2 separate regions of the Homo sapiens genome follow, and region 2 is linked to region 1. Evidence: chromatin loops called from intact Hi-C (ENCODE). Cell type or tissue: gastrocnemius medialis. All regions are shown on one strand. Links, peaks and the distances in the headings refer to the core of each region. The heading gives the core; the rest is flanking DNA. Region 1 overlaps TFG (trafficking from ER to golgi regulator). Region 2 overlaps ABI3BP (ABI family member 3 binding protein).

Region 1 (5,392 bases), core at 107-5,106:
CATGAGGTCACCCAAGCAGCCCCATGGAGAAGTCCAAATGGTAAAGAACTGAATCCTCCAGCTCTGGTTAAGCTTCAGATGACTATAACCCCAGCAGCCATTTTTAACTGCAACCTCATGAGAGATGCTGAGCCAAAATCACCCAGCTAAACCATTCCGGGATATCTGTCTAAAACTGTATGAGATAATTAACTTTTGTTGTCTAAGTATCTATGTTTTGGGATAATAGTTACACAGTAATAAATAATACACATAGTTTTGATTTTAGAAACATGTAAGGGATTTTAGAAACATGTAAGTTTTTTCTAATGGCTATTAGAAAAAACGACTCAAGACACATTAACAATGCAAAGTGTGAACCTTGTTAGGCCCCTCATTTGAACAAGTCAATTTAACAAACGAATCTTGAAACAATTAGGGAAATTCAAACACAGACTAGCACACGTTGACATTAAGAATCACTGTTGAGGTTGCAGGTGAGCTGTAATCAAGCCAGTACACTCCAACCTGGGCAACAGAGTGACACCCTGTCACAATTAAAAATAAAAAGAATCACTGTTAAGTAACAGCATGGTGGTTATATTAAAAAGAAGATTATCAGTTGGACATATATACTGAAATACCTGAGTATAATAAGCTGTTCATAATTTGATTTAAACTACTCCAGCAAATTAAAAGGGGTGCAGTGGGGAAAAAATGATGAAAAAAGAATGCCAAAATATTGGTAAGTGTTGAAGCCACATGACTACATGAAGAGTTGATTATTCTATGTATGTTTCAATATTTACATAATAAAGGCTACTCAGCTTTTCATTATATTGGCATATGATTTTAAAGATTTTAATTATATGCTTTTTCATTTTTTTAGGCTGTCAAACAGCAATATCTCCCGATCTCTGATGATTTTTAGCGTTCTTCTCCTTACCAGTTACATTTCTGGCAACATCACATAGTCTTCCTGTAACAGGCACTGGCTTTATATGAAAAAGAGTAACATTATCCCTTTTGGTTTTTTTTTAATGATGCTCAATATCTTGTTGATCCTTTTAACTGAAAAACATATTAAGACTACATTTATTTGGAATAAAATTCACAGTTCCAAAGTCCCTTTTATGGGAGTTAAGTAACAACTCAGAATTCTTAATTTTAGTATGGACTATTAACACATTGTAAGAGATTGCTATGTTAACAAATTATAAGTAATACATTTTATGTTGGTAATTCTGCTCAAATTATAACCAGTAGTTGATCTAAATAACTGACAATGTCAAAGACTCATTATACAACAAAAAGTAAAAGTAGCCTATAATTCATGCTGGGAATCTATAAATAACGACTATATTTATCTAAAGCTGTGCTCTTAAAATAATCACTAGCTACATGTGGCTATTGAGCACCTGAAATGTGGCTTGTTTGAAATGTGATATGTTGTTTGTTGTTTGAAGTGTTCCAAATCAGTGTCAAATCCCAGACTTCCAATACACAGTACCAAAAAAATTAACTTTTTAATAGTGAGTACACGTTGGATACATTAGGCTAAATAAAATTAATTTTACCTTTTCTTAAACATTTTTCTAATGCTGCTAAATAGAAAAACTACATGTGGCTTCTATCGTAATTCTTTTGGACAGCACTGATCTAGAATTAGATCAGTTATTAATAGTTTAAATGATGTCACATATTAATTGTACAATTTTCATACTGTATGTTTTAATGTAAGCTAACAGTTAATTGCAGCAAGGCATACAATACTACTCTAAAAATTAAATGCATATAAACAGTGTTAATCTGCTACCTCTGAAAAAAGGAATTTGGTTGCTGTGGACAGAGGTGGGAGAGAGAATTTTCACTGTATGTCCTTTCGCATTTTTAAAATTTTACTTATTTGAAAATGCTCAATTAAACACTTCATAGAATGTTTAGATATTGCTAGTAGCGCCTTAATTCCCATTTATTTATACATAAACAGCAAACATTATTTGGTACAATGATCCTTCCAACTGTCATTGTATCACAGTATACACTGCTTAAAATGGGATTTATTTAAAAACAAATCTTTAGTTCGCTTGATGTAGGCATTAAACTCTCATCATACCTATACTCTGCTTTTGTCCATTTCAGCTGACATCTGCTTTAGTTCTAGTTTGTTCTAGTTTTGGCAGTAGCATTTTGGTGCAGAGGAGGAGTTAATTAAAGTTGGTTGAGAAAAGGCTTAAGCAATAAGAAATTCTTCGCAAACCACTGATTCATCAGCAAAATGTCACCTGCTAGTCCATAATGACTGGTGTTCATCCAACAGACAACTCTGTGGATTTTTTTTTTTTTGGCTTTGTTTGTTTTTGAGACAGGGTCTCGTTCTGTTGCCCAGGCTGGAGTGCAGTGGAGTGATACAGCTCACTGCAGCCTAGACCACCCACTTCAATTCAACAATGCAAACAATCCTCCCACTTCAGCTTCCCAAGTAGCTGGAACTATAGGCACATGCCATAGCACCTGGCTAATTTTTTTAAATCTTTTTTTATTTTGTAGGGACAGGGTCTCACTATGTCACCCAGCCTAGTCTCAAACTCCTGGGCTCAAGTGATCCTCCTGGCTCGGCCTCCCAAAGTGCTGGGATTATAGGCGTGAGGCACCACACCTAGCCAGGTAACTCTGAAAGTATCACCACAGGATGATAGGATTCTATTCCAAAAGTGGTCAGTTCATTTTAGCCTATGTTTTGTTTTTGTTTTAATGTAATTGATAACCTTAATCACTTGCTTCTGGGGCTGGAAATACATTATACCACTATCTGACCCGTTAAACAAATAGTTAGAGCACCACCTGGTGTTTGTTTTGAAGTGGAATGCGGCTTTAAAGGTCCCAACACACATAGACAATACAAAAATCACACTTCATTATCTGGAAGGCACCCTAGAGATTAGTTAAGTACTTAGTCACATTCTGCAGAACTCCAAGGTTTTCAATGAGGCACCTTAGTGCCTGCTGTGTGAAGTCTGTTGCCCTTCAATCCCCTATTTTAAATATGGAGCTTTCAGGTTATATTTCATTCAGAACTAAAGACATTCTTTTGAAACCACTGGGTTCAGTCCAGTTTTCACATTTTACAGTGAAAGAATATCAAAACCCAGAGAGACTAAACTGCATATCCAAGGACAGATTATTTCAGAAGAAAAAGTCTGACTTAAAATACACTGCTTTTTTTCCATTAAAGACATATTGCTAAATTTACAAAATTATAAAAGGCTACTAATCTTAACAAAAAAAACCCACTACAACTAAAGTTATCCTTTACCTCTATTCAGAAATCTTTTTTAAATTAGAAAAATCATGCACAGATGTTGAAGAAAGGAGGGAGATAAAATAGCATCTATAACACAAAATAAAGTGTGAAATCACCAGTCTGAACTTCACTATCCTCCCCTCCAAGGGTCACCACTGACTAATGACTGGTCTTTCACTCTGTATCTATATTCATAGAAACACTTTTTTGAGGTATTTTTTTCATTCCAATAATTGGAAACATACCTGACATATTGTTCTATTTGGTTTTTTAACATCAAATCATGTCAGTAAATCAAAATTTTTCCTGTGTTTAAGGCATGACTAAATACATGAAGTGTTTACAACAATGCTGTAATAAACACTTCTACACATGTACTTTCCCAAACATGTGTTCTAAACTCTATTTTACCTTCAATCTGACCTGCTTGAGTCTGAGCTCCTGTATATGGTGGCTGCTGTGGCTGAACGCCTGGTGGGTGAGCTGCTGAGGAGGAGGAAGCAATGCTGTCGGGTGTTCCTGAACGATCTTCTGCAGGAGCACTGGGTGGCCCTGGATAGTCAAAAAAAAGTCAGTTTAGTATCCAACACAAGGCCTTCCCCCAGCAAGCTCAAGGAATAAGTTTGGTTAAAAGATACTAAAAGTACTATAGAATAAGTATATAACCACAAATACGCCTTTTTACATTAAATGTATGTACTTTATTTTTTCCTTTGCTCCAATCTCTTAATCCAAAGCTACAACTGGAACTCCTTCCTTATAAAGTGTAGAGTACTATATTCCTGAGTCTTAACCTCTCCCTGCAAAAATCAAAACTCATGTCTGCAATGCCAATATCCCCCTACTCCAAGCAATGTATTCTGCACAGGAACCAAAATTGTCACTTCATTCTTCAAGGGGTCTTCACTGACCATAAATTAAGTTCAACCTCCTAGTTTGGCATTAAGGGTCCAAACATTATTTCTCACAATTTCTCTTCTCACATGCCTCCCTTTCAGCTAAACTAACCTTCTCCCTACTCCCATAACATAGCTAATATTTTTTTGACCTCTATTTCTCTCCCACTAGATCCCATATATTTAAATATAACATTCACATATTTAAATATAACATTATTTAAAATCCAATTATAATTCCACACTTCTAGTAAGCCTTCTTGACTCATGAATACTTTTTCTACTAGTGAACTTCTATCTAGTTTACTTTTGTTAACTCATACTGACTTCTACTTTGCATTTCTGAATAGCTCTCACTTTCCCTCTTAAAGACTCTGCACTCTTTTGGCCGGGCTCCTGACTGTTGATTCTTTTTGTCTGCCGAACAAGGCCTAGCACTCTAACTTACATATGGAGCCACTATAATTCTTACAAAATAATGAACACAGAAATGAATGGAGAGAATATATTACAGTTCCAATGCTGTGACAGTCAAAAAAGATATTCTGAGGACAATGTAAATATGTCTTATTCCTTTAAATTCTTTCTGCTTTGGCAATGCAGAAGAGTGGTTAAAAGCATAGGTTTTGGAGCTAGACTACCCAGGTTCAAATCCTAGTGCTGTCACTCACTAGCTGTGTAACTCTGGACATGTTACATAATCTCTTTCTGTGCCTCAGTTTCCTCATCTGTACAAAGGATATACTAATTCCTACTTGATAAGGTTATTGTGAGGATTATGAGTTTACAAGAGCTTATAGCATGGGCTTATAAAAGGAATTATACAGCAAAAGCTTATAAAAGTGACTACTACTCAGAAAGTTCCATATAAGTACTTGCTATTATCAGCAGACTAATTTCTCTAAGGGCAAACCTCTATCTTCTGCTCTGATGTATCCCCAGAACTTACCACAGTATTAGGCACAGTTGACAGCTGACAGTCCAAGTATTAATAAGAACCTAAACTAGGATATAATAGTGGTAATGCAAGAGAGACTGATGATTGCCAAAATAAAATGGATGATGGTTTCTATCTACCACCATTTTACTTAAATTTATATCTATGTAGATAAATACACACATTCTTCCCACAAAAGACACTGTTATTAGCCTAAATATATATATTTATTACTTTGGCTCCTCTTTCCTCCCTTATATGTAATTTATTACAGTT
Region 2 (5,392 bases), core at 132-5,131, 59 kb before region 1:
GGTGAGGAAGCCAAGGCAGATATATAGTTTTTTTATTAAAGGAATGAGAGCAAGAGAGAGGGATTGTTTGAAGGAGAAGCCATGTCAAGGAAATGATTTTTTTTAAAGATATTAGAGCATTCGAGCTGTTTTGTAGGTAGAGGGGAAGTAACATGGAGAAATGAAAACATGGACAAATAGAGAAAAATATAACAGAAATAATGGAAAGTAAAAGGCCTCAAATGAGATAGAAGGGAGGGTGGCCCAAGAGCACAGGGAAAGCCAGCAGGTAGCCTCCAACGGGGCTTCCTCTCAGACTCAGACTGGACCTAATGGTACAAGGTTAGAATAAAGGAATAGAGAGTATAGATTAAAGGAATAGAATATGGTATGTAGTCTATATGTCTTACTTTTTTAAGAGAATCAGTCTCTTTGTAGCCTATTGCCAGGGTAAACCTTATTGCAGACTTCATATTCTAATTTTATCAAAAGCAAACACATTAATTATTTTCTAACTCTATCAAAACATTCATGCACATTCATTTACGTTTATCTATGACAGACATTGTGCATTCCTACTTGTGTTGGCTTTTCTTTGGAGTGGCACACTTTATTCAAAAAGACAGATTGGTTAGTATAAATGGTATAAGTTGGTTAATATAATTAAATCTAAAATTATAATAATAGTAAATATTATTATAAAGAAATCAAAACTGCTTTCTCAGAAAATTGTCATCATTATTTTCATTGATGAGTTTCTCCCAGCATGAAAGATGTACGTTTTAGGGACCGTGCTCTTGTTCAATTTAACATACAGAGGAATGCCACATAGGAAAAAAAGAAAAAACAACTTGAATTTCTTGGAGCTGTAGTTGACCAAGTAGGAGAATGATTCATATTACTTTCCTGTAAATATTTCTATTTCTTTCCTTTCCACTGATTTCACCTGCTTAGGAAGTCTGCTATGACAGTTTATTAAATCATCACTTCACGGTTAAAAAGAAAAGTGCCAATTTTAGCAGCTGGAATCCACATTACCCCAGCCTAAATTCCTCAGTAAACTAGAGCAGCAGTGAATAATGTATTTACAGTATGGTGGATTTATTAGTACCACATCTCTTCTCAGCTTCTCCTTTCCTTAATCCCAGCTCCTTTTTGTTTGGTGTAGTACTGTAACTAATTAGAGTATTTATAAACTAAAGGCTGCTTTGAATGTTCATGGCCTTCACAGAGCTAAATCAAAGTGCCTTCTTCAGCCTCAAGATAAACATTTTGTTTCATTTACAGCTGGAAATTTCTCATATGTTACTATTTGAATCCCAAAAAAAACCACATGCAAAAGCAAAATGTTCACTATTGTGGTGGGCTTTCTCTACCTTATCAACCACTAATCTTTTTAAAGTTTCCTTTTTTCTTTAAGAAAACAATCCATATTTTCAAATTCCCTTGGATGTTACCTTTTAGCTCATAAAAGTTCTGAGTCAAGTTTCTGTTCAGTGTACCAGTTTTCACAATTGTAATTTCACTAATACTTAGCAGCCTAGTCTAAGAACAGATGTGGCATGCAAGTTAAACATGATTCCCAAAAACAATAAAAAGAGATTGTTCATTTTATATAACCTATTTCTCCACTAATGGTAAAGTGGTGCTTGGCCACCTCATAATAAAAAAAAAAAAAAAAAACAGTTTCTTCATCTTTCTTCTGAGGCAGAGTTCTAGCCTGAATCATAATTTTTTTTCCAGCATTATATAAGATGCAAGGAAATTACATTGCCTGACAAAAAGACACTGGTGTGTATGAAAGGTTTAGTGTGGTAGGAAAACCTTTCATTGAGAGAGTAGGCCTGGGTAGGTTTGTGGGGAAACTGAGTTGAAGTACTTTACACTATTTGTGGAATGAGATTTTGTTGCAGAAATCTGGTACTAACAAATAGACAAATCACCCTAATATTTTCCCCACTGAGAAATACGGTACCAAGTTTCCAATCTACTGTTTAATTTTGCTAAAATAGAACACAAACATTAAAAAATATACTGGATTTCAGGCACTGCATATACGAGTAGGCCTATTGTTCAGCTGACATTTTTGTCTTGTTTTCATATGCTTATGTCAAGCATGCTTGACACCTAATATACTGGAAGCCACATCACTAAAGAAGACAAAAATGGCAACAGCTATCATTTACTAAGTAACAAGCACTATCATTAACTTTACATGTGGTATCTTCTAATGACTAGCTGATTCCTTTTGCTTCATTTTCTCCCCCCAGCAACGGTAAGTGCCATTTAGAATAAGACTGTGTTATCTTCTTACATATTCAAGATTTTTCCATTTCTTATTGTTTCCCCCAATTTGTAGCCACTTTTGTACTTTATCTAAGATACATATTTTTTGTTGCTGTTAGTGGACTTTAAGCATGAATATCAAACAGCAGCTAACCACTTTGTGCAAAAACTGACTTTCTATTTTGAAAGCCACTTGAGGGAGCTCTACCTCATTGTTTAATTATGTTAGCTATCTCCTCCTCTTCCTCAAGGAAGACTTCAAAATGAACTGTGACTGACTTCGTTTCTGTTTCACTGCCACCAGAACCTTCCCTGCACGGTAACATTTTTCCATTTTGAAGAAAACAGGCATCTTCTCAACTTTGGTCATTAACCATTGTAAAAATACTTTTGCTTCATTCATGCTTTCTGGGATTTTTATATCTGTGGGTTAAGCTCACTCCAGTTGGGTTATTTAGAGTATGCAGTGTTTTATAATCTTTTTCTTTCAGCTCCAAAAGATGTGCTCCTTCCTCATAAACCATACCCTGAGGTCTCTCAGAGCGAACCTGGTAAATTAATTATTTCATCCTTCTGGCTAAGAAGTATATTTTTCAAAAAAAAAAATTCTTGAAGTAAATATATTTTTAATGGTTGTGATATGGAAGAAATTTAGAGAAAAAATATGGGTATAAAATGCATATTTCTTGTGGGTAAATTGAATCATCTGGTTGAAATATTTTTCCTTGGTGAAGTGAGGGAATAGTATATAGGTTCATTGAGTAGATCACGCTAAAATTATAAATATCATTGTTAACTAAGCCAACGCTTATATCCTTTCAAAATGTAAATGTAGCTACATTACAACTATGGATGTACTTTTAAGTAAAAAAAAGTGGGTGCCTACTCGAAATTTTCCCCAAAGTGACAGTGAATGAGAACTTCAAAGTTTTAGTTAAACTAAGTTCTCTGATTGGCATCTAATGTGAAGAATTTTCTCTTATTTATTACAATTCTTAGAGAACATTTAAATTATTAAATCAATGCATCTAAAAAATAAGGAAACTATTTTGACTTTGCCAGGTAGTAATTCTCATAAATATGTTCCTTTGGCTTGCTTTTGGCATAGTTCTGCAGCCTGTTACCTTTAGATTTGAGCCACCAAAGACAACAATAGGTAATGGTTTTCCCATATTGACCAACTCTGTTTTCTTTGCTACCATCAAGATTGCAGGCCTTTCTCAAATGATCCTGTTGAAACATCATTTCTTCTCAATCCATTCATCATTTCATTCTCATTATTATTACTCTTTCCAAAACAGAAAAGCAATTATTTCAGTGTTGTAATGGGTTTGCTTTGAAGACCACCTTAAGACATTACTGAATACATCTTCATTTACTTCATCTATCTCCATGTTTCAAAATGAGTCCAGTATGTTTACTAATGGTGCCCATTTAACAATTTCCATTGGTTTAGTGGTTCTCAGCTGTAATGTAACATACTAGTATGTGGTAAGTTTGAAAGATACTGCAAGTAATTATCAATATTGGTCAAAATACTGAAAATTCCCAGTGATTTGTTACTTGAGTCTACTCAAGCAGACTCAAGGAGATGATACCAACAATGATGATATTCTCACTCATTTGGTAATCATGCATGCTCTCTTGAACGGGGGAGAGAGGGACAGAGCTACAGCCAATAGTCCAGGACTGTGTCTAACCCACACCCCATCTCAACCAGCCATTCTGATGGATTGGTTCAAGAACAGAATGTCATGTAGTATGTGTCCTGGTGGAAAAACAGTTGAGAACCATTTTTCTAATATTCCGCAGTCATTTTTCTGAAAGTCGTGTGCACACTTAACTTTCTTCTTTCCTTTTTCTACTTCAAATGAAGGAATTTCATGTAATACCAATCTGGTCTGGTGCTGGCTTTGAATCTAAAAATTTACAACCTTGGTCCTTTTCTTTTTGCAGCTCCTCTAGAGACACGAGGCATCCCTTTTATACCCATGATTTCCCCAAGTCCTAGTCAAGAGGAACTACAGACCACTCTGGGTAAATTTCGTTTTAATATTTGTTCAAAGAGAGCTTGCCTTTTAGGAATTTCCCTTAAAGTAACCATAATACATTATGTTCACAGATTTTTTCTAAATAATAGGTTATTTAAAAATCCATTTCACTCAATACTTTTACATTAACTGTGTATTTGTCCTAATATTTATGCTGATTTTCAATATAAAATGAGAATGTTTTAACACATCTAAGATGTGTTAAATTGGCTCTGGTGATTAAGTGTGATTTAGAATACTTAAGAATTTTAAGTATTCTAAAAAGAAAAATGTTCCTAAATCAATGCTGTTCTTTTTTGTTGCTTTTTCTGTATTTTAAACTGCATTTGGGAAGAAAAATTACTTATCTAGTATTTATTAAGCCTTTACTGGGTGCACTGTTAGGTGATGCAGTTCTAACAAGAAACTTTTAAAGAGGAGTCCTTACACTAGAGGGCTCACCCTCTAATATGAAGACAGGACTTGGTTATAATACTGCAGCCTCTGTGCCACCCAATACACTACATGCCTTTTTAAAATGTAAACCATGTAACTCTGTGAAGTAAGTTCTATTACTTGTTCCATTTTACAGATTAGAAAATTGAGGCGTAGAGGGTTTAAAAGTTTGGCCAAGGTGAAACAGCTGGTGTCAGAGCCAGGATTAGAATCTACACACTCAGCCGACAGGGTGCCTAGGATTAACATCAATGTTATACTAATTACAATGAGTGTGATAGAGAAAAGAGCAACATGTTGAACAAACAAACTACCTGGAGAAATAAGGAAAGGCCTCTCAGATTAGGGTCATTTACACTGGGTCTTCAAGTTGGAATGAAAGTTGACCAGTCAAAGATGCAAATGGTTCTTTGAAGTTACGGACAGATGGGAAAGAGGCACAGGGCAAGGAATGACAGTTAGACTAAACTGATAAGCAGGTAGTTGCCTGGAGAAACAAGGATGGGTAAGTTGGAAAGGTCCACTGGGATGAGCTGAACATGCTTTCAAGGAGTTCAACACAAATGTGCTGTGTGGGAAACTCCAGTTTGCCTGCCTCTTGGTTGAAAATGAACCAAAAAGCTAAAGTTCTGGCTTGTGTT

The links. A loop is a pair of places that touch in the nucleus more often than their neighbours do. Peaks named below come from ENCODE experiments on the same cell type or tissue, not always from the same donor. Only the 100,000 strongest peaks of a DNase experiment are listed, where the experiment ranks them.
Region 2: a loop joins it to region 1, with 13 times the contacts of the local background. A loop is called at or near these places in 8 of 110 quality-filtered maps.

Annotation. Positions count from the first base shown.
Region 1 is chr3:100,735,019-100,740,410 of GRCh38, reverse strand. TFG (trafficking from ER to golgi regulator) reads right to left here. Exons shown (of 8, transcript NM_006070.6): 6 at 3,695-3,835. Among named protein-coding and RNA genes, the nearest start is that of TFG, 28 kb to the right of the region's middle. RefSeq lists an enhancer at 2,327-3,204. In gastrocnemius medialis, for the core only: a CTCF peak has its summit at 2,807 (motif pointing left); no DNase peak of the experiment used is centred there; H3K27ac peaks cover 2,716 bases.
Region 2 is chr3:100,793,833-100,799,224 of GRCh38, reverse strand. ABI3BP (ABI family member 3 binding protein) reads left to right here. Exons shown (of 68, transcript NM_001375547.2): 52 at 2,757-2,816; 53 at 3,374-3,421; 54 at 4,222-4,302. It overlaps LOC124906260 (a long non-coding RNA gene), which reads right to left. Exons shown (of 2, transcript XR_007095986.1): 2 at 1-5,392. Among named protein-coding and RNA genes, the nearest start is that of TFG, 87 kb to the right of the region's middle. RefSeq lists a silencer at 826-1,120 and an enhancer at 2,929-3,098. In gastrocnemius medialis, for the core only: a CTCF peak has its summit at 2,442 (motif pointing right); no DNase peak of the experiment used is centred there.